6 separate regions of the Mus musculus genome follow, and all the other regions are linked to region 2. The links are chromatin loops, found by intact Hi-C in ENCODE. Cell type or tissue: heart. All regions are shown on one strand. Each heading gives the region's core, and the rest is flanking DNA. Links, peaks and the distances in the headings are about the cores only.

Region 1 (5,280 bases), core at 556-4,555, 99 kb after region 2:
CTTTTCCTCTTTGTTCTAATGTGCCATTTTCAGTTCTTTGATAGGTTCTTATGTATCCCAAGATGGCTCTTCAGGTAGCTGAGACCTAGCGTGCAATCCTGATCATGCAGCTTCCACTCCTTGAGTGACAGGGCTCCATTACAGGCTTTTATGCCTCCATGCTCATTCTAGGCTGTGCTGGGGAATCGAATCCACGCCCTCTGACTTGCTGGGCAATCTTCTACTCTCCAAGCTACATCCTTACTTCATGTACCAATTTAAAAAGAAGAAAAAAAAAGACTTGTGTAGAATTTTGTAGTGCTTCAGAATCCATAGCTATGAAATCTCAAGTAGGTCACAGTGCCCTGGCTTGGGTCTCTTTCTGTCTTGAAGAAACAGTGTGCTGGGTTGGGCTTTGAGGGCAGTGGCGAGCTTGGGAAGGTGATTATATAACTTAGAATATTGAAGGTTGATTAAAAAATTGTTAGGAAGTGTCAAATAATGTTAGTAGTAGTATACCACCCTTCAAAAGATGGTACTTAGATATAAAAATGACTTTTATTTGCTTGTCAAGTTTAACAAGTTACATCAGTGACGTAGAGCTCCTCTGTACTAGTCTTCATACACTGATTTTTGACAGGTCAGCTCAGTGCTGTAATGTAGTTCTGCTTTTTCCTTCCAGAAAGATCAAAAAGGTCATCCATTTTGACTGGTATTCTAAATGCAAGGTTACTTGGCATGTTATACCATTTAAATCACATGTAAAAGGAAGTTTTAATAGAATGCATGTGAAATGTGAACGTTTTCCTGGGATTTGGAAGATGCTTTCAGCAGAAGTTAACCTTCATTTTCCTTGAAAATCTGAGGGGTTCTATTGTGCTTCCTCCTGTTAGTTCAGAAGGCATCCCGAATATCTACAGCATGACGTCAGAGCTGTAGGAGCAGGGTAAAATAGAGCTTAGGAAGCCTTTAGTTCACGTTTGCTAAAATGTAATATACACCTAACAATTCATCATGTATGAAGAAGGTAGAAAAGTCTATAAATTTAAATTTCTAACCTTGATTATGATTTCTGCCATGCCAGAAGACTTGACTCTGGGGAGCACTGATAACCTGTGAACTTTGACCCTGACATTCCCCCAGGTAGTTTAGCAGCTGGAGAAAAGTCTATACCTTCTCTCACAATCTGTGGTGAGTCTGAGGAAACTGACATGGTCCTCTCTTGGTGTGGTTTAGCTGTAAGAAGGGCAAAAGAGCGAAAGAGATTTAATTGACTAAAAATGCCAACTTCCTACATGTACAAAAAGTTTCAATTGAAGAAAAGTGCCAGAGAGAAAATGAGAGCATGGAAGCTGGGTCTGGGGGCAGATGCTACTCGATACTGGGAGGCAGAAGGATTTCCAGTTTAATATCTGCCTGGGTTACAGAGCAGGTGCAAGGTCAGCCTGCACAGCTTAGTGAGACCCTGTCTAGAGTGAAGAATGAAGGAGGGGCTGTGGCTATAGCCCATTGGTGAAGTGCTTGTACTTTGGGATTCCATTACATCTTTACATTTAAAAAATGGCAGGATACTTTTTAAAAATTTAAGTGATAATACCATTACATTTTTTTTTAGTGATTTCAAATTTGTAAAATATTATCCTAGGAGGTGAAAGAGAGCAGTCACTGCTTCTTTGATTTATATCTGTAAACTTGTGAGGTGTTTTAACTTGGCCTAAAGATATTTAGCTAGTTTGAGACTGAATTTATTAAACTTTGTGAAACAAGTGATAATTCCACTACGGTAAGTGAAAAAGTAGTTATCTTTGAAACTAAGAAAATATTTAATAATCTTCTAGTCTGTGCATCAGTATACTGTAACTTGAATTTACTAATGACTGCTTGATGGCAGATACATATAGAAAACTACCATAGAACATGTTAATATTGGAGATAGTGGATATGCGAATCACCTTGACTTCTGAAATTTTTGTCCTTTTTGAAGTGCACTAGTTTTTCAGTTAACTTTGTTAGTGGGAAATGGTTATTGCAATATCATATGAAGTCCTCACACAGCTCAACTAGAAATAGCAAAGAAAGAACTAGCCCAGAATATCAGCAGTTCTGAGTTAAAGCCTTTTGTGCTACATACAGTTTTAACCATTGCTCAGATTATCAAATTTATGTCCCAGTGATAACTTTTATTCTGATTTTCAAGTATGACATAGATTTGTTATGTTACTGTGCAGTATGTTATCTTACTCTTAAGTTGTATTAAAACTTTTTGACTAGAAGTCTATTTTTTAAAAGCAGTTTTGTTTGAAGAAAACTTTCCTCTAAAGCTGTGGCCAGCTCATCTCCCTTTTTTGAGTGCCCTCTAGTGGTAACTTACCTGCTTTTGTAATAAATAACAATGAAAACTCAAGGTTGTTTTTTGTATTTTTAACCTTTAGATGCAACCTGTAATTCTATCAGTTTATAAATCTGCTAACTTTACTTGGGAGTCTTTTATACAGTTGATATGTAAGAGGAAAGAAGGCCGTGTGGGAGAGCACAGGGTGCATTTCCTTTGTGAACACTGGTTGGGCTGAGCTTGTTGGATGAAGGGACTAAATGCTGCAGTACAACCTGAATTTGATTGCTTGTGCTTTATATGTGCCTTTTAGTATCCTTGTTTTCAAAATTCTGATAATATTTGAGTTTATTCAGATTTTTGAACTAATGGTAGTTTTGTTTTTTAAGGAGTACTGCATATTTTATTTTCTCCAAAGTGTTAGTTATCCTAATTCCAAAAGCGTAGAATTTGTAAAATAAGTTTTTGTTTTTATTTATTCCTACTTTAAAAGAATTTTATAATCTTATTTTATCATGAGAACAAAGTCTTTAATATCCTTGTTTACCAATCAAAATAGGAATCTTGAACTGTCAGTTTTCGCTTGTTTTTTTGTGGGTCTTGTCCAGACCTGTTGTGTTTTGACATGGTAAGGAGAACTGCAAAGACCATTTTAAGTCCAGATGTCTGTGGCTGTATAACAATAAGGTGTACTTCTGGGTAGTCATTAAGAGCCAGTGGTCTGAATACCACTTTGTGGTCAGTAGTAGAATGCTTGGTGTACTGTATAAAAGAATTATAATGGATTTGTATAACACTTTCCATCTTATGAAAGGATTTTTGTTGTTTTTAATCCTCACCTGGCTATTTGTCCTGTGTATGATTATATCCATTTTCATCACTGAAGGAACAGTGGCTTGGAGTAGATGGGAGATGAAGTAGTTTGATAAGTCCATACCACAAGGAAGGAAATTCTACAGCTGTCAATAGCTAAAGACTCCAGGCCCTGAGTACCAAGACCTGCATGCCAGGATGTCTTTAGGTTGGGAATTAAAATTACACTCATCTTCTCTACACTTCGTCTCTGTCTTTAAAACATTGAGCTGAAAATCACATAGAACAAAATAACATTTTAAAGTACACAGCCAGTGATGACTAGTTATTTCTTAGGGTTACAACTATCACTGCTATCTGGTTCCAGGATATTTTCATTACACCAGAAAGGAGCCCCATACACATTAGTGGTCAGTCCCCAAACCCTTCTCCTTCCAGCCCCTGGCAGCCACTAACTACTCTCTGCTTGCATGTGCATTGTCTTAATATGTCATTTAAAGGAATCATGTATCATTCAGTGTAGTTTTTGTGTCAGATATTTATTTATTTAGTCTCATGACAGGATTTCTCTTTGTAGCTCTGTCTGTCTTGGAACTTGCTTTGTAGACCAGGCTGGCCTCGAATTCTGCCTTCCAGGAGCTGGGATTAAAGGTGTGTGCCACTGCTGCTTGGCCTTGTGTCTGATTTTTACATATTTCCAGAGTTTGTCCTTGTTACAATATTAGCACTTCATTCCTTTTTATGGGAAGGTAGTTCTCTCTTGTTGACATTCCACAGTTTGTTCATCCATTCATCAGTTAATGACATTTGGGTTCTTCTTTAGAGCTCTTTTAAATAACAGTTTTGTTGTGCATTTATGTTCAGATTTTTTTGTGTGACTATCTCTTCTAGTTCCTCTGAGATTGGCCAGGTTTAACTTTTTGAGGACTAGCCTAGTCACTGTTGAGAGCATCTGTACCTCATCTACATTCCTGCTAGCTGCCTGTGAGGGCAGCTGTGCCAGTTAGACCAGCTAAGTGTTCTCCATCCCTACTGCTTTGGCCACCTTAGTAACATTCTCTTGTCTTCTTGTAAGGACTTCATTATTCCTCAGTTCCTCCTTCTCCCCCTTTGGATTTTGACACTTACTGGAGTCAGCAGTGCACTAGATACTTCCACACTGAGAACTTCATATGGAGAATTAATTAGGCATGAGAAGACTGAAAAGACAACACTGAAATACAATATAACATCAAGAAGTGGCTACCACTCCTGATAGTCAGGGATTGCAGCAATGATTTGGGGGATATTGTAATTAAAAATTCAAAGTCTTCACCTGCAACTATCGCTGGTACCTCTGAGTGTGTGTGCTGAGCTGAAGCAGTATCTGGAAGGGCAAAAAAATAGCTCTCCCGTTCCACAGTTCATTCCAATGCTTGCAGTCAGGTTGGAGAGTCTGAGTGCCCCTTCTTACCTAGAAACGTTTCAGAGGTGACTGGACAGTGTAAAGTGCGGCTCTTAAGAGCTGTGTTTAAGACTCTCGGAAGCTGGTTTTTGCTTCATTGTTACTCTCTGCTATTTGCCTTTATCTTCACTAAGCTAAGACCAACTGAACTCTTTGAATCTACAATACTCAGTGTGGTATTTCATGTTTGTACGTTTTCTCTGCTCCTGTCTTGAGTGACCTTCTCTCCCCTGTCTTTAAGTCACATAGGCAAAGTTGACCTCTTGTATGGTACCATTCCACTTTGTCCTGCTTAGTGTTAACATTTATTTCTATTTGCTTAATTGCTTAAATGCATTTCTTTTCCACTGGATCTGCTTCCTCCATATACAGATTGAGCTGGTTGTGGTGGTACACACCTGTAGTTCTATCACTTGGAAGAGTGAGGCAGGAGGATTTTGAATTTGAGAACAGTCTGGGCTACATAGTGATACTGTGTCAGAGAAAAAAAACAAAACAAAACAACAACAACAACAACAAAAAACCACCAGGCAGACATGGTAGTGCATGGCTTTAATCCCAACACTTGGAAGCAGAGGTAGGTCATCTCTGAGTTCTAGATAGCCTGTTACACACAGCAACTTCCAGGACTACATGTTTCAGGGAAAAATAAACAAAACAAAGAAAAAGAAAGATAAAACAAATTTTTTTGCTATCTTTTTGAAACTATATA
Region 2 (5,280 bases), core at 571-4,570:
GTTATCAGCAGGCGTGGTCCCTCCTGAGGCTGCCCATGTAGGCTCCCAAATCGATGGTTCTCACTGAGACCCAATGACCACGTCCTATCACCCTCTTTCTATAGACACAGGCCATACAGCATGGGAGCCACACTGAGAATGCCATTTTATTCTGTTTTAGTGAAAGCTTTATCCAAATACAGTCATCGCCCTGCAATATATATATATATACACACACATAGTCATCCTGGGACGAGTTTAACAACAGACATGAGAGGTGGGGACACACAGCTCCTAACAGAAAGCCTTAGTTCGGGGCAGCGAAGAACTTTGCATTGCCTTAAGAGTGCTGGTTACCTACCCTAGGCTGACACAGGGTGAGGCCTTTCCTCAGCCCTCAAGTTTTCTCTAAGTAATTTCTTATAATCATTTCTTATACTTCCAAGTCTTCCTCTGAGCTGAGAGAATAGAGATGACAGGCAATTTGTGATCATTATCCACAGCGTTTTACAGAGGAGGGCAATGCGCTTACTGTGGGACACTTAACGCACATCTTAGCTGTCGCCACGGAGACACAAGGGTTCTTTATGTATCCCCTCATCGCTGATTTCAGTTAGCTTCAGGCCTCCTAACAACTCTGAGCAGTCTCAACAGTGAACTCTGAACATAGATCTTTCCTCCCCAAAACAAGCAGCTCCCAAAGGTGATGAGCTGTGGATGTAGCAGCCAAAATGTGTTTTCAACCCCCCCCCGCCACACCCACTCCAACAAGGCCACACCCCTCCAACAAGGCCACACCCCTCCAACAAGGCCACACCCCTCCAACAAGGCCACACCTCCTCCAACAAGGCCACACCCCTCCAACAAGGCTATACCTCCTAATCATTCCTAAACAGTTCACCAACTGGGCACTAAGTGTTCAAAAATATGAACCTATTGGGATCCATTCTCATTCAAACCACCACATATATACATAAATACAACCTGTTTGCCTGCTTGGTCTTGATAATGTTACCTGTGTTTAAACCTTAGGTCTGGGGGCTAGAGAGATGACTCAGTGATTTAAGAGCACGGGCTATTCTTCCAGAGGTCCTGAGTTCAATTCCCAGCAACCACAATAGCGGTTCATAACCATCTATAACAGGATCTGATGCCATCTTTTGGTGTGTCTGAAGACAGTAACAGTGTACTCATATACAACATAAAATAAATAAATCTTTAAACCCTTTAAAGGACTGACCACTAGCACTGGATAACCAATTCACGTACTCTACCTGGAGAAGATCATTTCTCCTGCTCTCCGCGTTTCCTGGTTGCCCATAGTTCTTCCTCTAGGGTGGAGGCCCCTGGAGCTTCCCCTTCCGTGGTCGCATGTCCATTGGCGGTGGTGTCATCCAGTTCTTGTTTAGGCAGCCATGATGAGGGGACTTCATGAGCATAACCAAAATTGTGTTTCCAGAGACGCGATCTCACAGTACACTTCCTGTTCCTCTGGCTCTTACAATCTTCCCACCCCCTGTTCTACAGGGATCCCTGAGCCTCGGGTGCAGGAGCCGTATTGTGACAGATCCTTGGGACTGGGCTCCACGGATTCTCTTTATCAGTTTCTGTTGTTTTGTTTCATTTTGGGTTTTGGCAATGCCCTTCCTCTGTTGCAAAGAGAAGTTCCCTTGATTAGCAGCGAGAACTACGCTTGTCTGTGGGTATAACGACAAATATTCATAATGTAGTTAGGGAATGTGTCTGTTTAGTAAAGTGTCCATTGTAAGTCCTTCTCCGGGCTCCATGGCTCCATTAGCTCTGGGTAGATGGCTAGATTTCCAGCATGGCATGCTTCCCTCTTGTTAAAGCAGGGCTTTCTGGGCATTTTAAAGCCTTCGTATTTACTAGGCACGCAAAGAGGTAACAATGAAGCCTGACGTACATAGTGCTTTCAGATCAGTCAGATCAGTTACACAGAGATGGCTTAGCAACTGAATGCTTGCTGCTATTCCAGAAGATCCCAGTTCAGTTTCCAGCACCCACTGTAGGAGAGATGAAAGAAGCCATCCCTTTTCTGACCTCTGTGGACACAGCACACAGGTGACAGACATTCACATGGAAGCATGTAACTAAAACTAAAACTAAAATCTTCTTTTTTAAAAATTCCTCCACAATACTAAAACTATCGGAAGGTGTCTATGATGCAAATATTCTATATATACATAGTTAATGATGTTTGCACAACACATCTGTCTCTTGCTTTAATTTAATCAGGGTTAGTTATAAGGTTTTTAAAAATGGCTTTTATTGGCATGTGTGGGTTAAAAACATAAAGCAACATTCACAATTGTATGATTTCATTTACTTGAGAGTAACCAAAAAAATGGCATCTGTGATTTCACCTAACAGCATCCTGAAGCTCTGGCAGCTCGCCCTGAGAGTCCTGATACCAGCCTGCCCCATCTTTGTCTATGGGTATCTGTGATGGTGAAGCATTTGCCAGCAGAGGGAGCTCTTTTGCTAGAATCCAAAGCGCTTACTTGTCTCTCTGTCTCTGTCTCTCTCTCTTAGGAAAAAAAAAAAAAAACTGCAAACTACGAAGCAGTCCGCTTTGAGGCATTGTCTTCACTGTTACATGAAGTCGCTGAATGAGCTCTGGGTTATTTAGGACTACACAGATGTCACGGGAGAACGTCGATTAATATAATTTAGTAAGATGTTTGTGGCTTGTGCTTTTTGTCTGACTACTTCGCACAACCTGACAGACCCTCCTGGATGTGCCGCGCCTGCTTTCAGGACCTGGCTTTTTAACCCCCGGCTGGAGGGAGACACTGTTTTTTGCTTTTTAAATTCGGCTTGGGTGTTTGTTTGCAAATAGGATCTCACTACGTGGCTTTCAATCCTCCTGCCTCAGCTCCACCGCACCCGGATGCAGTTTAAATTTGGTTCTAAACCGGGAGACATCGTAAGTCCTGCATCTCCGAGCCCTGCTGGCTTTCTTCTCCAGCTCGCTGCGTCTTACAGCGACCACAGCACGCAGTCTGTTTTGAGCATCGGAGTGGCCAGTCATCTCACAGAACCGTGGCGGGTCAGCTCTCACGTGGTTTAAATTTAGCCGCTAGGAGCCACCCGCAGCATCTGCTCCCGGGTCTCCTTGAAAACTTTTCGTAGAAAGCAAAAAGATCCAGTGTCAATCGGCGGGCAGAGCTGATGTTCCCTGAAGGCGAAGGACGTCCTACTGGACCACCACCTGCCCCATTTTATTTCATTAAAAATATATGCATGTGTATATATGTGTATGTATGTATATGTATATATATGTGTGTGTGTATACACACACACATACATATGTGTATGTGTGTATATATATTCATATATATGTATATATGTATAGTTTTCTCTCCACATTTTTACATAGCCCAGGCCAGCCTGGAACTCAAGGCAATCCTCCTGTCTCAGCCTCTGCGAGGCAGGGATGACGGACACATGCCAACCCACCCCGCCCTACTTCAGACCTGGCGGTCGGCAGGTCCGGCGACTCCGCCCACTGTCTTGCCGGGGAGGGGCAGGCGCGCTCCCGTCCAGGTCGCGGCACGGTTGTGTCAGCCCCTATGCAAATGAGATACCCAGAGCGGCCAATCGGAAGCCGGCGGGGCGGTGACGTGCTCTCAGAGCCCGGTGGTATTTATAGCTCGTATTTAAAGAGCCCTGGGGAGTCTCCCGCTCGCTGGGCGGCGGCGCGGAGCTGCGCGGTGGCGGGTGTCGAGGGGGGGAGGGGGCTGGGCCCGGACGGAGAGTGCAGAGTGCAATGGTCTCGCCCCGCTCCTAATGGTCCTTGCCTGGGCTCCTGGACAGAGGGAGAGCTCTGTCACTTGAACAATTAATGTTTCTTCCTTTCCCTTTTCTTCCTTCCTTCCTTTCTCTTTTTTTTAGCTCTTTGGACAGAATCTAACTCTAACCTAAGCTGAACTGTAGACCACTGTATAACACAAGCTGGTCTGTCCACGAACTCTCAGCGAAACTCCTGCCTCAAGTCTGAGTTTGCAGACCGATGTTGCAGTCGTGCACCATCGCGCCCAGCTTGACTATACATACGAATTTACACATATATATGTATATTATATACTTTAAATCATTTTTTAAGCTAGGGATTTGGACTCTCAAGCAAGAGCAGAAGATTCACTCCGACCCCACCCCAAGCCTCAGTCGGAGTCACCACCAGTAGTGGGGTTTCCTGGTACTTGCTGCTTGGAAGCCGTCTTCCTGGAGGGGGGGGGAGGGGAAGACAATACGAGCTGGAAAGCCAAGAGTCGTGGGATTAGGGGGCGGGGCAGTTGGCTAGGTGACAGTGTGATCATGGAAAATAAGATGCAAGATAGTGGCGGTGATCATCCCGTTTCAGTCGACTGATCGCCAGACTCTGCAGTGCGAAAGCAGGAAGCGCATGACATCAGAGGACGGAGGAGCCCTGAATAGGACCCGGTGTCTGCAAAGCTGGCTGGCTTCCTCTCTCCTCCTCCCCTATACCTCTATCTTATAGCAGAATTTGGTCTTGACGGTGAGCTCAGGCACTGGGTGCTGCCCTAGGGAGACACTGACCAAGTTTAGTATGCCTGGGTGCCTGTTCACCTGAGTGTATAATGACACAGACCTCAGATTCGTTTAAGGACAATCAGGCTGTTAGATGGGTTTGTAGAAAGGAGCTAACCTAAAGTGCTATGATTACCACCCTAACCTAACGAACAGATGGCGAATGGGGAGACCCTCACTAGTATGCAGGACACAAAGGCTTCTCAGCTACCTCCACAAATACAGTTCTCAGTAAGCCAAGATTGGGTTGTTACCCACCAAAGGGTCTGGGGTGTGCCTGGTCCCTTCTTGTTTTTTTGTTTGTTTGACTGTCTGTCTGTTTGGTTTTTGTTGTTGTTGTTGTTATTGTTCTTCCTTAGAAAGGTGTGCTTGACATAGATCTCTACAGACCAGGCTGACCTGAAGCTGTGTAGCCCAGGTTGGTCTCACACTCGGAGCAGATCCAGTGCAGGATTTAACGTTGCTGTGCACAAAGCCAAGGATGAAATGAAGCTGGATACGTTCGTTCGTTTGTCTGACTTCTGGGAAATCTGTGCTGTTGCCTCCCCTGCTTGGGGATGGCTCCCCGGCAATTGCAAGGTTCTCCCACCTTAGCTGGACTGGCTCTACACTCAGTCCCTATGACAGCCAGCAAGGCTGAAACAAAGGCAGTTGCTACAGCTGGTCACAGGACAGTCCTGTGGGCAACATTTGGAGGTCTCCGACACACATGAGACCGTTAAACTCTCA
Region 3 (5,264 bases), core at 1,265-5,264, 130 kb after region 2:
GCCCATTTGGCAGTAAGTGCCACCTAGTAAAGGTGTGCACCTGTAGACTTGAGTGTTGTGTGCATGTGTGTGGTTTTTAGTGACCTTTCTATAATCTGGTACTAGCTTGTTCCCATATTACAGGATTTATTTTTATTTTAGCTTCCTGTCAGTAATTCTAAAACTCATGTCCAACAGCAAAAAAGCTGGTTCCTATTATCCTCATTAATTGACTTTTTTGGATCATCACTTCTACTAGAACCAAATTCTTACCACTGTCACCACCTCGTACCTTCCCTCCCAGATCCCACTCTTGCCTGGAATGCTCACCCTGTCCTAACTCCAACAACCTGTGCCACTACCCTCTCCACCCAATCAGTGTCCTCTTCTGCTAGGCTGCTGTCACAAACCACTTTTACCTGAGACCTGTTTCCTTTGTCTTGAATTCTTAAGGTCTCCCAGCCCTTCATCCTGTCCCTTAAGGCTGCTGCTTTTGCTTAGAGCCAGACAACTAATATCTTTTGGACTGTATTATTCAGGAAAAATAAAATTTCAAAGTAGATTATTTTTAAAGATGAATTAAAGGTTACTTTACAATTAACTAGCAGAAAATGGAGATTCTCAAAATTCGTCCAAAAATTATTGTGTTGAGCTGGATGGAAGCTGAGGCAGGGGAAGACCCTTAGTTCAAGGAGAGCTATGATTGAAGTTACATAGTGGCACCCTGTCACTAATACTGACAATTGTGACTGGTGTTGCGTTTAGTGTCCAAGTGTACAGATCCTAGTTGATTCTGCTTGCTTCCTCTTGGGAAGAGTAGTGAGTGTCCACTGAGGTTTGCTAGGGTTGACTCATAGTCACTCATGGGCTCCAGCTTCCAGAGTCTTACTGCCATAACCATCTCTCTCTTTTCTCTTTTAATTTCATGGTTTGTTTTCTTTCCCTGAAGATTTAGTGTAATACTGAAAGGTAATTTAACAGGTGTGTTTAACTAATAATATTAACAGTGGGAGTAGGGAGAGAGGGGAGGAGTAATATAATACCAGGATGGTATACCTTGTTGAAGAATGACTTAAAACTATGTGGCTTGAAATTATTATATAGATAAAACTTGGCATTTGTAACTTGTGAAAGCTTTTAGAGACCTGCCTTAGTTCTCCTTCCCAATTGCTTTTCCCACAGAGTATGAGTAATAAAAGATTCGCCTACCCCTGCCCCATGCACTTTGATGGTAATTTATGATACAGTTGATTTTCAGGAATTTTTAGTTTATTTTTGCTGCTGGGAAAAACCTTTAGTTTGCAAACTAGAAAACAACTTAATTGCTGCAGAGACCTGCATGGAGTCCTGGAAGTTATCAAAGTTGGATGAGTGCATGGCTCAAAGTCACGGGCTATTCCAGGAACATGGATATGTGCAAGGAGGAGCTGTAAGTCCTTTCTCCCTGGGGACTTTGAGTAAAGGAATGATGGCGTTGTCATTTTAGTAGGACACTATTATTTCTAATAGGGGCTTGATGCCCAATGATGTTATTCTGCCCCATGATGTTCAAGTGACCAAAAAAAAAAAAAAAAAAGCTGAAGGAAATGGAGACGGCAGTGTATTGTTTCAGTGGTCTAGTGAACTAGACTCAGTATTCCTTCAGACTGTACTGGAAAACTGTCCTGTCAGATTTCCCCATACCAGAGGTTGTGCGACCATACGCCTTTAGATGGTACAGGTACATGACAGGAGAGAGGGGCTAGTACAACCCGTGTCAAGATGAAGAGATGCCAGAAAGCAGCCCTCTTATTACTCACAAATCCTGCCCAGGGACTAGAGGACATCAAAACTCAAAAAAGCATGCACAGAGTCTTGAACCATGGGATCTAACACATCTCTACTATTAGTTTTCCTCTTAGGAGAGAAGTTGATAATGACACAGTGATTTTGAGTAAGGCCATTTCTCCTGAGTCACCATGTTAATTACTGTACTTCCACACCACTTCCTAGTTTAGTCTGAGGTTTTCTGTCACTAAACACTAGTAGTTGCTTTGTTGAATAATTCAAAACAAAGGCTACCTTCCATACCTCAACAGCTAAGATAAAACAAATTTGAATTTATATGCAGTAGGTGTTAAGTTTTTATCTCATTACCAAGGTTCGGAGGGCAGTAAGGTCTTAAGTGTTGTGCAACCAATGACCTTAACCCACAAAAACTAGCTGTCAGTCCTACTGAACAGAACATTTAGTTTATGTAAGGGACAGAGCATTAGTACTCTATCTTGGGTTAGACGGGCCGTAAGCTGGGGTTGGGTTAAAGAACTGTCTCCATTCCTCTACGTCTCAAGTGCCTTTTCTTATGGAGAAGGGCTGAAATTCTGCAGGCTGCCACAACAGTACAGCGCTCCGTGACCTTGGGACAACAATGGCTTACTGGTTCTTAGAAGTCACGTTAAACTAGTGTGTGAGCAGCTCTTGAGAAGGGCGAATGCTTTGCATAGAAACTAAACTCCCACGATCAGTGAAGAATCTGTACTACTTTAATATCAAGGTAGCGACCCTCTTGGAGCTCGCCTTTGTGGCCAGATGACTCCCTGGGGGACCCGCCCGGAACCTATGGCTTCACCTAGTCGTGAGCTGGCGCCATTCCCCAGATCCCCCGGGAAGGGCTCGTCCAGACGCAAAAGAAGCGAGGAAGAAACCTTTTTACAAGGCTGGCCGTGGCGGGCCTCGGCTATAACCCCAGCTCTCAGGAGGAAGCTGAGGGATGCCCGCGAGTTCCAGGTCAGCCTGCGTTTCAGTGTGAGACGCAGCTCTCCCCACGCCCGGAAGCCCTCGCCTAAGGCATACTTCACCACCAGCAGGTCTGGGGTCCAGACGACAGCTTGCTCAGACCGCCTCACTCCAGCGCTTTGCGGCACCACGGCCGTAAATGCTCCGACCGTCTGCCGGAAGTGGGCGGAGCTGAGAGGCGGGGGTGGGCTCAGGGCGGGACTACAGGCAGCAGTGTATGGGACTCGAGGCCGCTTTCTTTGCTGGGGCGGGGCATCAGGCGGAAATGGGCGGGATTAGGTAAAAGCCGCGATGTGGGCGTACCTTATGTGGGAAGTGTGGCTTGTGTAACCAGTCTACGACTTGGGCAGTACTCACCGGAAGACTACAGTGCGATTGCGCAGGTTGTCCTTCGCAAAACACTGGGAGTTGTGAGTGGGCGTGGCCTGTCGTCTTGACAACCGTGAGCGTTCCTGCTCTGCAGAGTTCACTTATCCCTAAGCAAAGTTCCTGCTTCTGTCATGGTAAGCCAGGAAAGTGAGGGAGACAGGAAAGGGGCAAGTGCGGATTCCACTTCAGCGCTGTCGAGGGAGGGCAGGCAGACAGGGGCAGTGCGATCCAGAGGTGGCGAGATCCAGATCTTTGCAGTGACTAAACTTTACTAGCTTCCGGTGATGTACATTCCCACTTTGGCTCTGACTGCCTTGTCAGAAAAGTTTTCATTCCAACGCAGAACAATATGGAGCAAATTTCGTGTGTTGTTTCCCATTCTCCATCAAGAGATCATCAATTATCACACTCGTTGAGGGGAGATTCAGAGTGCATTATTTGTGTTTGCTGGCTGGAAGCCAGAGACACACAAAGGAGAATATTACAGCCCTCCGGCTCTGTCAGTTAAGCAGAATATCAGACACAAGCTTTACCAAGGTAACAGCTGGTGTATCTAAAGCGGAGTAATCAAGCTATTAAGGGTAGGAGAGAAGAAAAGATTGGTGCTTTTCAGTCTCTTTTAAGATATAAGTATGTATTTTCTGTAAGTGGTGGGAAGAAATGGGTAGTGAAGGCCTCCCCTGGCAAGACCCCCAATGGGTCATCAGCCAAGTTAAGACTGCTGGCAAATTACAAGAACAAGCACGTATTTGCTACATCGAAAGGTGGATTTAATTTCTTTTTCCTATCTACATAGCACTGTTTCTCAAAGACTTCCAAGCCATTTGGGGGAATATTTAAAATGTAGATTCCAGGAGGTTGCAGCTTCAAACCTAACTGTATCATGGGGCTTCCAGGAAACAAAGTACCATAAACATGTTTGCTTAAACAGTAGAAACTGCTTACCTCACCATTCTGGAGACTGAACATCTGGGGTCAGGGTGTCAGCATGGGGGCAGGGATTTATTCAGATCTCTCTTCTACTTCTAAATAGTTCTTTAGTGTGTAGCAGTGTAAACTCATTTTTTTCATACGATGCTTATTTTCTTCATGAGGGTCTGTATCCAAGATTCCTCTTTGTAACCTGTACCAGCCATATTGAGCCAGAGGCCTGTCCAGTTCCAGTATCAGCTCTTCTTAATTGGGTGAAATAATTACAGACCCTTTTCATAAGCAGGTCAAACGCTAACACACAAGAAGTTAAGATTTTAGTATATGAATTTGAAAATGCATAATTCAACCCCACAATCTAAGGAAGTATACAATTCAGGAAGGGAAGCAACTATACTGTAAGTCCAAGAGGACAAATTTCTCAAAAAGCTTGTCAGGAAGTCCTTTGCCACTTGAACGTTGAAAAGTTTTACTACTGATGGCTCTTATGTTTATGTGAAGGATAAAGATAGGACTTTCCCCACACCTGTTTCATGTTAGAAATACTAGTGAGGGATAAAAATGTGCCCATCATCTTTAGGATATGCTCTTTGAGGAGGATATTTACATAGCCTACCATACAGTATTTGTTTCAAGATGGAAATATGTTAACAATGTGTCAGGGAATACTACAGCCAGGATAAAAATTATTTGTAAAAATCACATGAGAGCAAAGCCTCCCTCGTTGCTCTCTCCCTGATGAATATTTATGGAGAGAATTTCTGAAATGTGTGCACCTTGCAGGAAGATGTCGTCTAAATCTCATTTACTGTGTGCCAAATTTGGCACTGGCATTTTAGAATGATGTTCCCATGGCTCGAACCAGCCCTTCCTATGTGCAGCTCTTCAGATATGTAAACTGTGTAATTTACACTCAGACGGCCTCTTACAGGTTCTTTACCAGAGAGCTGATGGGCACACAGGCCTTCTCAGGAGTTTACGAATAGCATCACGGGAAATACCTGTACTTGTAAATCAGTATTGAAGGACAGAGCTTTCCAAAAAGAGCAGACTGACTGTAAATCATGTGGCTGGGCAGTCTTCACTTCATCGTTAATTGGCAAACTTGAAGAAACTGATTCTCTCCCCATTTTTAAAAAAAAATACTATCAATCTTATGTAATAGAAAGGTTTCTTTTAGACAGCCGCTACATCTGCAAATTTGAAATAGT
Region 4 (4,000 bases), core at 1-4,000, 160 kb after region 2:
TCCCTCCCTCCCTCATCCTTCCCTCCACCCTTCATCTCTCCCTCCCTCCCTTAACCCTCCCTCCCCCTCCCTAACTCATCCCTCCCTTCTTTATTCTTCCCTCCCTCATCCTTCCCTCCTCCCTTCATCTCTCCCTCCCTCATCTCTCCCTCCCTCATCCCTCTGTCCCTCATCTCTCCTTCCTTCATCTCTTCCTCCCTCATTCCTCCCCCCTCATCCCTCCTTCTTCTTTCTTTCCCTCTCTCTTTCATGATTTTGAGCCTCAAACTCAAGGTATAGTCAAGGATGGCTCCAAACTTCTGATCTCCCTGTGTCTACCCCTCAAAGGCTGAGATAGAGCCCGGAATTCTGGGGAGGTGTTCTGCCCACCGAAATTCTGCCCAGAACTTGTTACATTTACACTAGTTGATTTGTTTTGGTGGCAGGGGCCGTGCCTGCCACCGCACTCCTGGAGGTCAGGTCACAGGGCTCAGCTCTCTCCTTCCACCCCATGAGATTTCAGAGATCCAAACTCGGGTTTTCAGGCTTCTCAGCAAGCACTTTTTTACCCAACTGGATCATGCCTGCCCAGAAGAGTCTCTTTAAGAGTAATACATCTAACTGTTTTTCTTGGCTACATCGACCACACTAGACCAGAGAGGAGCGTCATGGGTAGGGCACTGGCTCCACTGGCTTAGAGACCAGGTCTGCTTCTCTAGAGCCCAATGGGGGAAGCCAGGCATGCAGCATGCATCCGTGTGCTCCTGCAGTGAGGTGGAGATGGGGACCAGAGAACTCCAAAATCTCACTGGCAGCCTGCCTGGCCTGCTCAGCTGAGGTGGAAGGATTCTGGCTCAAGTAAGGTGGCATCTGGGGACCAACACCTGTGGTTGTCATCGGATCCCTACTGCTCCCAAGTAGCAAGTGAGTCTCACCTTGAGAGACTCCCATTTCTCACCACTGTTGTACCATTTGACAGGTTCTGCCCACGTCACATCCCCTATTGACGCTTCCCTCATCTGTCTAGTGTCCTGAAGAGTGCTTTTGTGTCCTGTTTGCTCAGGGCCAATGCTGGGCATCTGTTTACATATTGCATTCATCCTGTTGGATGCAATGTTTACTTGAATCATTTTCCCACATTTTAGTTTGTTGCGGCCCAGCCTGGCCTTGAGCTAAGCACATAGCCCGGGCTGACCTCAAACTTAACTCCCTCCGACCTCTGCCTTCCAAGTGCCGAGATGAAGGGACGTGCTATCACGCTCAGTGACTTTTTTTTTCTTCCCCAAATCTAAAGTGGATCCAAATTACTGATTTGTAAGGGGTGAAGCGTGCTGCCTACTGCATGCACGAGTGAACTCCTGTGAGAAGGGTGACAGGCAGGGCCCCAGAGATGGGACTGGAAATGAACTCTGAAGGGGCTGTACGTAGGGGTCTCTTTGGGAGGGAATTTAAAAATCACCTCACTGGCTGAGGGCCATGGCGGCCCAGCTGCATCCACGTCCCACGAGCAAGACTGTGCTCAGAGACACTTTACAGCTGCTTTAGAACAGCAGTGACACGGCTGGAGGGCTGGCCCAGCGGGGAAGAGCACTTGTTGCTCTTGCAGAGAACCTGGCTCTGTTCTGGGCAGCCACATAGCCTCTCACAGCCCCCTGTAACTCTAATCCCATTGGGGCTGGTTCCCTCTGCTGCCGACTTTGGGCATTGCATGCAGTTTGGTAGACACAAGTAGATGCAGGCAAAAACACATAACAATAAGTAACAAACTTAGAAATGATCAGTGAAAGTATAATCTTAAACAAAAAAAAAATAGTCCTTTAGCCAGGCATGGTGATGCACACCTTTAATCCCAGCGCTCGGGAGGCAGAGGCAGGCCAAGCTGTGTGAGTTCCAGGCCTAGTCTACAGAGTGAGTTCCACGACACCCAGGGCTACACAGAGAAAAGAAACCCTGTCTCAACCACCATCCCCTTTAAAAAATAAAATAAAATAGTTAAAGAGCCTCTGTACAGAGCCAGGGGAGAATTACCTAGGAAGATGGCAGATGCTGGGGCTCAGGCGTGTATGGGGAAGAGCTTGGGAAGGCAGGAGAGTGGGGCTAATAGGCGCCTGAAATAGCAAGGGACAGAAACAGCCAGCCCAGTGTCTCCTCCAGTGCCAGGAAGAATATGTGGAGTTTGAACCCTGGAGACAGGGCTCTCCCAGGGGCGGGGAGCTTTTCCTCACGTGTCTTAATACAGAAAACCAATTTGTGCACATTATATATACTTAGATGTTCTTATTCACGTTCATAGGAAAAAATATGAAACTAATGTCCCTGTCTTGCATTGCGCAGGTAAATTCTGGCGGTCAGATGGCATCAGCAGTGTCTATTACAACCGAGAAGACAGGCTCCTAACCTTCAGTATGGATACTTTGGGCCCTGTGACCTTGATTCAGGATGCTCACGTGAACATGCCTTACCAGTCCTGGGAGATGAGTCCCTGTGGCATGAACAAAGTCCTTCTAATAGTGAAGACGGTTTTCATGGAGCTCCAGATATACATCAAGGTGAGGGACGCCATGGCCCGCCCATAGTTAGGCAGTGTGTCCCCAGGCAGGCATGTAAGATGTCTCTGGAGCTGTGGTTCATCAAGTAAACAACCAACAGTGTGTAAAAGCGAGGCTCCAGCTTGTTTCCGGGGTCACTGGGTCACTGGGGATGGGTCAGTCATCTCAGACGACTGCCCGGGGTGAAACTCAGAGTGTTTGATCCACCATCCGCACCCTGGCCTCTAAAGCCCATCCTGCTGAGAGAGACCAGTGCCCTCAGAAGCGCACAGCCTTGGAAGCCCCGGGAGAAGCTGATTCCTGTGGGAGGCTGAAGGCGGAAGAGTCACTGCATATCAGCCTCAGGGGCTTTCTTTGGCAGCTTGGAGATGTTTAAAGCTGACTGGTGATGAGGGTGTGACCCTGAAGGTACTTGGAATCATTGGTGACTTTTGTGATGTGCAAAGCTCAGTTGTTTTAGAACAGGCGGGAACTCCATCGGAATACAGCAGAAAGACCATCAGGATTCAAACCCACAGGCCAGGCATAGTGGAAGACATCTTCAATCCCAGCACTCGGGGCAGAGGCAGGCAGAGCTCTGTACAAGCAATCAAACCAGCAAACTAAATAAATAGAGAAAGCCTCGGTGGCTATTGGCTGACATCCCAGGACTGTCACTGTCACAAAGGCTCCTAAAACAGTGCAGCCTTCCCTCAGTCTGTTAGGAGACATTTACTTTCGAGTGTACTGGGTATTGCCAGGTTAGGCTTCCAAACACCCTGTCCCTGTGGCCAGGAGGCTCTGTGCAGGGCTGACGTCTACTGAGTGTTTGTTTATTGTTATGCTGTGTTTTTGCCTGCATGTATGTGTACCAACTGCATGCAATGCCCAAAGTAGCCGGCAGAGTCAGGTTTTACAGCTCACCTCCTGCGGGTGATGATTAAGCTCTTAAATAAGATGCAGCTGGTCCAAACTGACGTCTGCTGCAACTGTGAAATATGTGTTAGATTTTGAGCATTTGGTATGAAAAAAAAATTGACCTCATTTTTGCACCTAATAGATCCTGAGATCTCTTAGATATACTAGGTTAAATGGCAGTAACTGTTCACAGGGAGGGTGCATAAATACCAACCCTGTGTCCCTTCAAAACCGGGCAGTTAGAGCATGCGTTAAGAATACTTCTTAGAAGGACAATCATGCTTGCCTCAATGGCCGTTTTAATTCAGAACGAGCAGAGTGCGTTCACATCTTTTAAGATAGAAAGATCTGAGACACCACTTTTAATCCCTCAAGCACCCAGAGGGAGCTTGGAAAGTTTGTGAGCTTCCTGGGCAGTGCTGGGGTCCTGTGGCCCAGCTTCCAGAAGAGTCCCAAGACAGACCAGAGGCATTATTTAGTGTGGTGTAGCCTAGGGTTTCAGAGGTGGTCTAAAGAGCACTAAAGCTGGAATAATGGTTTCCTTTCTCTTCTTGAAACTCAGGAAAACCTCTGCA
Region 5 (5,280 bases), core at 545-4,544, 250 kb after region 2:
AAACCCAACTCTAAGGCAACAAGGAAGCAAGCCACGATGGGGTGGGGATGGGGGCTCCTAAGCTCAGGACCTGAAGCTGCCTCAAGTTTGCAGTTTTAAAGAAACCCACAGATGCTCTGCTGCCATCTGCAGACTTACTTATAAGGTTGACGTTTCTCTTTATTACACACAGTGCCTCCCACTGAAAAGGGTCATAGTGTGTGCCTTTCGCAGGGTCTCCTGTAGCCTAGGCTGTTTTTGAACTCATGGTGTAGCCTGGGCTACATGTAGCCCATGCTGACCTCAAACTACTCAAGAATGACTTTATGAACCCCTGATCCTCCTGAGTGCTGGGTTTACAGATTTGCACCCCCACACCAAGTTTTTGTAGGGCTGGGGATCCAACCCAGTGCTTCATGTACACTAAGCAAGAACTTGAGCCACTAAGATATATATATACACATACATACATATATCATACATATATCCAGGATTGTCACCTGCTTTTGGTCCACAGAGACCAAAGCCAGTAACACCCAGAGGTCCCCACCCCTCCCCTCCCCCACCCCTAGGCAGAAAGGAAACAGGGCAGAACCAAACACAACAGTTTAAACCCACTAGACCATATCGCTTGACTAACAGTTAAGACAGACTTCTGGCTTGCTCCAGATGAGCATTCATGAAGGTTTCTCAGAACAGCAGAGGATGGTGGCTGACCATAAATCCCAGCAGAAATGAAGAATGGAGAGTCTGCAGGTTATCCTATCAGTGTACCTCAGGGTAGACTTCTCTATTTTTGAAAGACTTTTGTATGTATGTCTGTGCCACATCTGTGCAAGGGTCCATGGTCAGAAGAACCGTTAGATCCCTTGAAGCTGGAGTCGCAGGTGGCTCTGAGCCTTGTGTCACGGCTGTTAGGCCTGAGTTCCCGCTCTTCCTTCCTCCCCCCTCCTCTCTCCTCCTCCTCTCCCCCTCCCTCCCTCCCTCCCTCTTCTTTCTTTCCTTCTTTATATACTTTTTGAGCAAGATCTCTTGAGCGCAGCTTATGTAGCTGAGGGTGACTCTGAACTCCTGATCCTCCTGCCTCTGCCTCCTAAAATACACGAATTACGAATTCGGGTTCCCATGCTCTGTGTTTGTTTGTTTGTTTTCCGAGACAGGGTTTCTCTGTATAGCCCTGGCTGTCCTGGAACTCACTTTGTAGACCAGGCTGGCCTCGAACTCAGAAATCCACCTGCCTCTGCCTCCCGAGTGCTGGGATTAAAGGCGTGCGCCACCATGCCCAGCAGCTCTGTGTTTATTTTTAGACTCTGTATAGCTCCTCCTCCTCCTCCCCCTTTGTTGCTGTTCTTATGTGTTTTACATTTTGTTTGTTTTTTTCCCCAACATAATATTTTTATTAATTACTTGGGAACTTCATATCACACTCACTTCCTATTCCTCCCTGGTCCAACCTCCCACCCTTGTGTCTTCCCCCAAAAGATAAAAGAAAGTCCACCGAGTCCATTTGTATTACCTGTATAATCACTGGAGCACGGTCAAACACGCAGCCCCTTAAAGGAAACTGAGTCCTTCCCTGCCCCCACCAGACGCCATCAGCTGTGAAGAGCTACACTTCAGAATCCTTATCATGGTTGTTCAGGACTCTTTTCCACAGCTTCCTGTCTGGATTGGTTATTTTGGGGGGTGGTGTGTGTGGGTGTGTGTGGGGGTTGTCAGTCTTCTGTGTCTCTTATTCCCAGTTACAAGTCTGTAGTCATCCAGACTGCAAAAGAAACTTTCTTGCCCTTATCAGCAGGAGGCAGCAGGAGCCATGAACATCACCATGGCCTCTGGTGGGATCACAGACTACAGCCTCTCCTTTAAACCTCTAAACATGCAAACCGTTTAATAAAGGTTTGTCAAGAGACTAAGACATTTTGCGGGATTATTTTGCTTGGTTTTTTTTTTTTAATTTTTTTATTGAGTTAGATTCACATTATATAACCTTTGGTGGCTGTCAACTTTAGGCAGTACAGGTTGGCCTTGAACTCCCGATTCTCCTTCCTCAGCCTCCTACCCCAGTCACAGGTGTCTCCCTGGATTGCTAGCTTCATTTTGAATTTCTTCTCTCCTGTATTGGAGTTTGAATCTAGGACCTCATGAATTTGAAGTAAGCACTATGGCATACTTCCAGTCTTGTTTGTTTGAGACAGGCCCTTACTGGGTAGCCCAAGTTGGCCCCAAACTCGCAGCAATCCTCCTCCACACCTAACTTTATTATAAAATGTTGTTAGCAGTTACCAAATTTATAGCTGTAGAGATTATACCAGTGCAGCCTCACCAGCACCTGTGGTCCTGTGGTACCCATGACCTCATGACGACAATTGTGCCAATCTTTGCCAATCTGACAGGTGAAGTAAATAAAAATATACATACATATAAATCCAGAATAAATTGGAGATCATGATAACTAGGTACAATGTAGATTTATCTACATATAAACCCAGAAGACATTGATAACTCTTACAATATAGATAGGTCAAATGTCATAAACACTGGTGAAGAAATCCAGTTAAAATGCTAGATGCTGTGAAAAATATGAATCAGAATCGCCCTCTAGTGGTAGCTAGTTGGAAAGCAATGTTTCTGAAAATATTATGATTTATTATAATGTGCTCAATTGTGAATAATAATATATTATTATATGACATAATATTGTTATGATTTGAAAATATTCGAATGATGTGGAAATAATTCATATTACTGTGGAACTATTCAAGTTTCAAAACACACAACACAGTGTAACTGGGTTGTTTGTTGGATTTTTAAAACTAGAATCTTGGTCTATCACCCAGGCTAGGCCTCAGACTTGGAATTCTGCTACAGCAAGCCTGTGGTATTTAGCTACTTCACTGCCATACCCTGTGAGAACCTGGCCTTCGATAGGGGGGAAGATTGAAGATAAACAGTTCCTAGGGACTAGAGAGTTGGCTCTGTGGTTAAGGTCACTGGCTGCTCCTCCAGAGGACCCAGCTTCTGCTCCCAGCACTCATTGTAACTGGTGAGTATCTTCTATTATCTGTAGCTTCGGCTCCAGGGGACCAAACATCTTTGGTCTTGGGTGGCATTTCTGTATTCACATGCACACACACACACACACATACACACACACACACACACACTCACGCGCGCGCACACGCGCACACACCTATACATATTTAAAAAAAACCAGAATAGATTTTGCAGGGCATGGGGGCACAGGTCTTTAGTTCCAGCACTCAGGAAGCAGAGGCAGATGGATCTCTGTGAGTTTGAGGACAGCAGGGACAAGATAAATGGCGAAGGCCTGTCTCAAAAAAAAAAAAAACCTTCAAAAGTCATCACAAACATTCATATGAAAGTCTGTACTGTTTGTATATTTCCCGTGTCAGTTTGTATATTTTTATTATGTTGACCTCAGAATCTATTCATCTCCCACATAAAATGCATTTTGTAGAAGGTCATTTTAAAAGTCAAATGGAGTAAGTTTCCAGACAGCCAGGGATATGTAGAGAGACCTTGTTTCAAACCAACCAACCAACCAACCAACCAACCAACCAACCAACCAACAAACAAACAAGTGAAGCATGGGAGCCTGGAGGGTTGGCTCAGTGGTTAAGACCCTGTACTGCTCTCGCAGAGGACCCAAGTTTGCTTCCCAACCTCCACTTTGGGTGGCTGAGCTGCCTGTAATTCCAGCTGCAGAGAATCCAATGTCCTCTTCTGGCCATCATGTGCGCTGTATACACACACACACACACACACACACACACAATATTGGTCATTCTCAGATTTCTGACGGGGTTGAAAGACTAGTTATAGACTCATAGACAACCCAGGCTATTGAACATTGAGAAAATATATTTGAGAAGATACTTTTCAGATAGTATATAAACTAACCAGGACATAACAGCTCCAGGTCAGTGAGTCTCCATGAGATGAGAACAGGCCAGTGCCACGCTGGTGATAGCATCCATTGCTTTTTAAATATTTCCTGCTACAGATGATGTCCAGTGTGGCAGGCTAGAGTCCACTAGAAATTTAAGATTCTTAGCCTATAAGATAGAAATTTAGTTAGAAATTTGGAAGTTTGGCGAGTGGAGTGGAGTCAAGTTACAGAACTCAAGTGCAGGACCCTTGTAACAAAGAAAGAGGGCTCTGAGGTCCCCTGCTGTGGAAAGAGACAAGATGGCTGCTCTGAGTCAGAGAGCCAGAAAATGGAAGCTGCCTACGTCTTGGGGCAGATATTAATTGAACTGTGAATTTATAAGATTGGGATTATTTGCTTTTATGATAGATTTATATACAGATTTTGTCCTAATCACTTGGGGAATTTTGCCTGCAGTTCAGAACTAGGATAGGGAAAATTAGTCACTGACTCCAAGTAGAGAGCAGTGATAATTGCCTGCTATGAATGGGTATTAATTAATAGAAGCCTGTTGCTCCAGGTAGAAAGTACAACAGATAGATAGTATGTTAACGTCTCAAGGAAACTCATATTCTTTGTTCGTGGGCTCCACGTGAATTTTGGGTTAATTTCCTGGCATGACAGAATAGAAAAAGCCTTAGAATAGGCTCATACAGTATTTTAGTTTACTTCATTTGTTTTAGATTGTTTTAATTTTCAAAATGGGTGTGATTTTGAGTTTTGTGGATATATTATTCCTCTGGGAGAGGGGTTAAGCTAAAGGTTTTTCTGGATACTGTCTCAAGGACATGCTATTTTGGAAGAAAAGTGTCTATACAATTTCCAGAGTTATATGGATCAGATATGACGAAGGGAGACCCTTAGAGGACTAGATTCAAGAGAATTAAACAAAAAAGTTATCTTGATGATACTAAAATTTTGTTTTGAGATTTGTATATTACAGAATATACAGCCTTGGTGAGTCTCATCATCAGACATGCTTAACTGACCTGCTTGAACTCCTGATGTCTTGGACTTTCAGCCAGATCCAGTCAGGACACAGACATCAGAGACTAAAACAATGGTTGGTGTGGCCTTCTTAAGGCCAACCAACTCCCCCACTTTCCCTACCCTTTCTCCCACCCCCAAAGATATCTCAACACCTATATTCAGCTGGAAGTAGTATGAAGAGGCATTTCCCCGATTTCCTGGACTTGATGGTCTGGAGGTGGTTGCGTGGGTATTTTAAGTTGTCTTTCTGGGGATTTAGAAATGGTCATAATTTGAACAGGGAGGATATAGCTAAAATTGTGTAGCCATAGTCTCATTTGGTAAAACAATAGTTACTAAGTTGAAGGCTGATTTTCTTATTT
Region 6 (4,000 bases), core at 1-4,000, 150 kb after region 2:
AATATGTGGGTGAGTGGGAGGCCATGGGAAGTGGTCCCTGAACCAGCATCATCTCAATGTAAATAAGAATTTAAAATACAATAAAAGGAAATGGGGGTTCACGTCAAGCACCACAGGAGTCGCAGTCAGAACAGAGCAAGTGAACCGTCATCACGGACGTGACTGACAAGAGACTCCGCAGCGTTCCTGGCCTGTCGGGGTGTTGGACGATTCTCCACTCTGCATCAAGTGGCTTGATCATAGTTAATATTTGATGTAAATCTACCAGTGTCTTACATAAGAATTGCATTAACTTAAAAACTGCAAAATGACAGAACTTAGAAACTGTAATTTGAACCATGGGTTGAATTTGCAAACTAAAGCATTCCATCTTGTATCTAGGGATCCGTCAGGGTGGCCTCATGGAGTTGCAGTTTGCCATTCTGTTAATGTAGGTCACTTAGGAAACAGTTTTCATAAAACAGTGTTGGTTTTAGTTGGTGGGGTTGTGCCCATGAGTGCAGTGTCAGGGGCGGCCAGGGAGGGCATAGCAGCCCCTGGGGCTGAAGGCGCAGGTGAGTTTGAGCTGCTTCATTCAGGTTCTGAGAAACAACTCAGGCCCTCTGGAAGGACAGCACGTGCTCTTGCCTGCTCTGAGCAATCCCCGGATCCTGGAAATACTTTACATTAAAAGCGTAAGCCTGTGAATTCATAACAACAGCGGCAGGACCTGTGTGTGTTAGGGTCTCACACCTGTCCCAGCAGGTGTTTGACTTACTCTCTGAACTTGGAAGGACCACGCTTAATCCTGACTTAGTCTTAATGGCCTTAGAGAATGTGGCTAACCACGCCTGTCTGCTTTCTATTACCATTGAATGCTGCCCTGGGTAGATTCCAGTTGGTGTGATGATTGGCGGAGCATCCTGTGGCATACCCAGATAGATCTCAGAACCCCGAAGCAGGCAGTTGCCAGGAGCCTCATACGCTTTCCCAGAGCTTGTGAAGGCAGGCTGGGAGTTGGGATAGGAAACACTTTACACTGAGAATGTGGGGAGATGAGAGAGGGGCCATTTCCAGGAGGCCCCCTCTCAACATATTAGGCATGTGTGCTGTTGCTGTCATACCTCCAGCCTGACAGCACTTGACATGGTAAGGAGGACATGTGCAGGATGTCCACAGAGGCAAAAGTGCCCAGGCAGGATCTGAGTTAGAGCCTTTGATGGGTGGGGTCTTGCTCTCTGTTGCACCCTACCCCCACCCCCACTTGTCCCAATTTTCCGTTAATGGCTCTGAGAGTTTTAGCATAGAGGGGCTGCCACCCTCCTCACCTGTACCTTTAGACTCACCCCTTTCCTCGCCAAACTGGACATTACTTAAAGCCCTCTACCCCCTCACTATGAATCTAAGCACTGTGAGCAGTGACCACAACCAGCCTGGCTGTTTCTGTCTTAAAATGTCAATGTAGTTCAGTACTTTTGGATCCAGCCTCATTCAAACTTTTAGGAAATCCTATGCCAGGATATGACATCATCAGCTTCTAGCCTAGTTCCCAGGACAACGGCTCCTCCTCCTCCTCCTCCTCCTCCTCCTCCTCCTCCTCCTCCTCCTCCTCCTCCTCCTCCTCCTCCTCCTCCTCTTCCTCTCTGAAGCCTCATGCTGTACCCTGTCTGAAAAGCCATACACTCTACTGATTTCTCATTATTGTCTTCTACCAAACTTCCACCCGGACAGCCACTGAGCTCTTGCTTACAGAATTCTAGGGCTCTTGTGGCTTATGGCTCTAGGCTGTTTCCGTATTCGCCCCAAATCAGTTCTAAAACTATGGTCGCGCGACCAGGATGCTCATGGTGACAAAGCTGTGATCACGTGGCTAGGATGCTCGGTGACAGCTATGATCATGCGGCCAGGTTGCTCGCGGTGACAAAGCTATGATCACGTGGCCAGGTTGCTCGCAGTGACATCGCTGCGCCTCAATACTGCGTTTTCTATGTACTTTCATTTTTCACTGATGTGGCAAATAGCAGGCAGAGACAACTTAGGGAAAGAAGGGATTGTATAGGTTCATGGCATGACGGGATGCAGTGTATCACGGGAGCAGCGGGAGCGCGAGGTAGCGATACACGGGGTTTCTGCAGCCAGACAGCAGAGACTGTGAACGTCCATGTTCAGCTCTCTCTCTCTTCTCTTTCTGTTTAGGTTGTGACATCATCTCACAGAATCGCAAGTCCATGTTCAGGGTGGGATCTAGTCAAGTTGAGAGTGAAGAGTAATGTAAATTGAAAATTCTCTGACATTAAATGACAGTGTAGGTTTCTTTTTTCATGAGCTTATTAAGAAGTTGGCCACTAGAGGGCTCTTAATACCGACTCTTAATTGATTTGAATGGCTTTTAAAAATATTGTAAATATTTAAAAAAATATTTAACAATAAAAATATTTAAATGTTTAATATATTTTAAAATACCATAAACATTCTAAGTTGTTTATAGCACAACATGTTTAGAAAGGGCTAATTTGAGTAGGGCATAATTAATGAGAAATTATTCAAAGTAGAACATTTAAAATAGTAGTTTCAAAAATATTTTACTACCCTGAGGAACAAGCAGATAGATGGACATGGGTCTTTGAATTGAAAGTTAAGTTTCGAAGTGTCTCTCTCATTAAGGGACTGAACTGGCCTGGAAATGTAACTCAGCGACAGATGCTTGGCCGGTGTGGATGAGGCCCTGGCTTAAATCCCCAGTCCTTCCAAAAGAAAAACTGAACAAGCATGCATAAGAAAATTCCACATGTACACTCAAGAGCATGCATGCACACATGTGCATGCCTGAATGTGTATACACACATTACATTCACACAGAGGCATACATGCCCAAACATGCTCATACTACACACGCATACACACACACACACACACACACACACACACACACACACACACACACACACACACACACACACACACAGTCTAACTCTCAGGTGAAATCTGCTATAAGAAACTCAGCCTGATGTTGCCTTTCTTTGGTTGTGTCTGTTTGGTCCTAGAGAGTGAACCTAAGACTCCATGTGGCCTCAGGGTTCTACCATTGAATGATCTTGGGGGCTTTGTTTGTTTGCTTTGTTGTTGTTTCTCTGGATTTAGGGGGTTTGACACAGCATCTTATGTAACCCAGCTGGCCTCAAATGGCTGTGTACCTGAGAATGGCCTTGGACTTTTGATCCTCCTGCCTCCACCAGAGTGCTGGGATCACAGACAAAAACCATCACCCTGTTTTATGCAGGGCTGGGGGCTTGAACCCCATCCTCCTGCATGCTAGGCAGGCACTTTGCCAGCTGGGCCACCTCCCAGTCTACTGACTTGTCTCTAATGAGCAGCCTTGTAGAGGGGTGACAGCCTACTATATTCTGGATATACACCAGCATGTGTACTGAAAAGATTGCATAGGGTGATCAAGAGACAAAATACGCACAAATCAAATCAACAGGCCAGAGACTGTCCCTGAAGTGACAGCATTTAGGCTAAGTGCTAAAAAAGCCATTCCTGCTGCTGCTGCCGCTGTTCCTGCTGCTGGTTTTGTTGTCCTTTTGGTTTGGCTTTTTGAGACAGAGCCTCACCCTGGTCTCTAGGCTATTTTACGGACCAATACCCTCCTGTTGCATTTAGAGAATAATTTCTGAGGATGTTGATGCTCACTGCCAGCCATTCTTCTATTGCAGACTTCCGACTCTGAAGGGGAGGATTCCCAAACCACCCAACTTGAACTGGAGATGAAGCTGCTGAGTGAAGCAGTCTTAGCAGGTATTCTGTCCCCACCCTCGGTGTGTAATGGAGGCTTCCTTCACAGAAAAGTAAGGCAAGGCCATTGTAGAGTGAAATATGTTTGAAGCACAAATCCTCCACAGTCCCTCTCAGACAAAAAAAAAAACTGTCAATAATCAATAATCATACTTTTCTACTCAATATTAAGTTATGTACTTAGGGAAAAAATATGTTCCAGACAAATGACGTTCAGCACTGATCC

The links. Hi-C counts contacts between places; a loop is a spot of excess contacts. Peaks named below come from ENCODE experiments on the same cell type or tissue, not always from the same donor. Only the 100,000 strongest peaks of a DNase experiment are listed, where the experiment ranks them.
Region 1: it touches region 2 in a loop (5-fold over the local background); 37 of 42 quality-filtered maps call a loop at or near these places.
Region 3: a loop joins it to region 2, with 10 times the contacts of the local background. A loop is called at or near these places in 13 of 42 quality-filtered maps.
Region 4: a loop joins it to region 2, with 5 times the contacts of the local background. A loop is called at or near these places in 15 of 42 quality-filtered maps.
Region 5: a loop joins it to region 2, with 8 times the contacts of the local background. A loop is called at or near these places in 23 of 42 quality-filtered maps.
Region 6: a loop joins it to region 2, with 10 times the contacts of the local background. A loop is called at or near these places in 20 of 42 quality-filtered maps.

What each region holds. Positions count from the first base shown.
Region 1 is chr6:145,239,809-145,245,088 of GRCm38, reverse strand. All of the region lies in intron 2 of Kras (Kirsten rat sarcoma viral oncogene homolog), which reads left to right. Among named protein-coding and RNA genes, the nearest start is that of Kras, 7.8 kb to the left of the region's middle. In heart, for the core only: a CTCF peak has its summit at 2,338 (motif pointing left); no DNase peak of the experiment used is centred there.
Region 2 is chr6:145,339,190-145,344,469 of GRCm38, reverse strand. No RefSeq gene overlaps it. Among named protein-coding and RNA genes, the nearest start is that of Gm38926, 6.6 kb to the left of the region's middle. In heart, for the core only: a CTCF peak has its summit at 2,458 (motif pointing right); DNase peaks (open chromatin) are centred at 2,459, 3,049, 3,619 and 4,339; H3K4me3 peaks cover 2,129 bases; H3K27ac peaks cover 2,071 bases; H3K27me3 peaks cover 373 bases.
Region 3 is chr6:145,208,800-145,214,063 of GRCm38, reverse strand. Casc1 (cancer susceptibility candidate 1) reads left to right here and starts at 3,094. Exons shown (of 16, transcript NM_177222.4): 1 at 3,094-3,257. The coding sequence starts at 3,255. It overlaps Etfrf1 (electron transfer flavoprotein regulatory factor 1), which reads right to left and starts at 2,917. Exons shown (of 3, transcript NM_133688.3): 1 at 2,812-2,917. In heart, for the core only: no CTCF peak of the experiment used is centred there; a DNase peak (open chromatin) is centred at 3,013; H3K4me3 peaks cover 2,175 bases; H3K27ac peaks cover 1,685 bases.
Region 4 is chr6:145,177,488-145,181,487 of GRCm38, reverse strand. It overlaps Casc1 (cancer susceptibility candidate 1), which reads left to right. Exons shown (of 16, transcript NM_177222.4): 13 at 2,314-2,528; 14 at 3,988-4,000. Among named protein-coding and RNA genes, the nearest start is that of Gm15543, 2.8 kb to the left of the region's middle. In heart, for the core only: a CTCF peak has its summit at 1,669 (motif pointing left); no DNase peak of the experiment used is centred there; H3K27me3 peaks cover 295 bases.
Region 5 is chr6:145,085,940-145,091,219 of GRCm38, reverse strand. No RefSeq gene overlaps it. Among named protein-coding and RNA genes, the nearest start is that of Bcat1, 12 kb to the right of the region's middle. In heart, for the core only: a CTCF peak has its summit at 2,581 (motif pointing left); no DNase peak of the experiment used is centred there.
Region 6 is chr6:145,185,588-145,189,587 of GRCm38, reverse strand. Casc1 (cancer susceptibility candidate 1) reads left to right here. Exons shown (of 16, transcript NM_177222.4): 10 at 3,696-3,777. It overlaps Gm15543 (predicted gene 15543), which reads right to left. Exons shown (of 2, transcript NR_157240.1): 2 at 1,958-2,223. Among named protein-coding and RNA genes, the nearest start is that of Gm15543, 5.3 kb to the right of the region's middle. In heart, for the core only: CTCF peaks have their summits at 2,095 and 2,310 (motif pointing right); no DNase peak of the experiment used is centred there; H3K4me3 peaks cover 685 bases; H3K27me3 peaks cover 747 bases.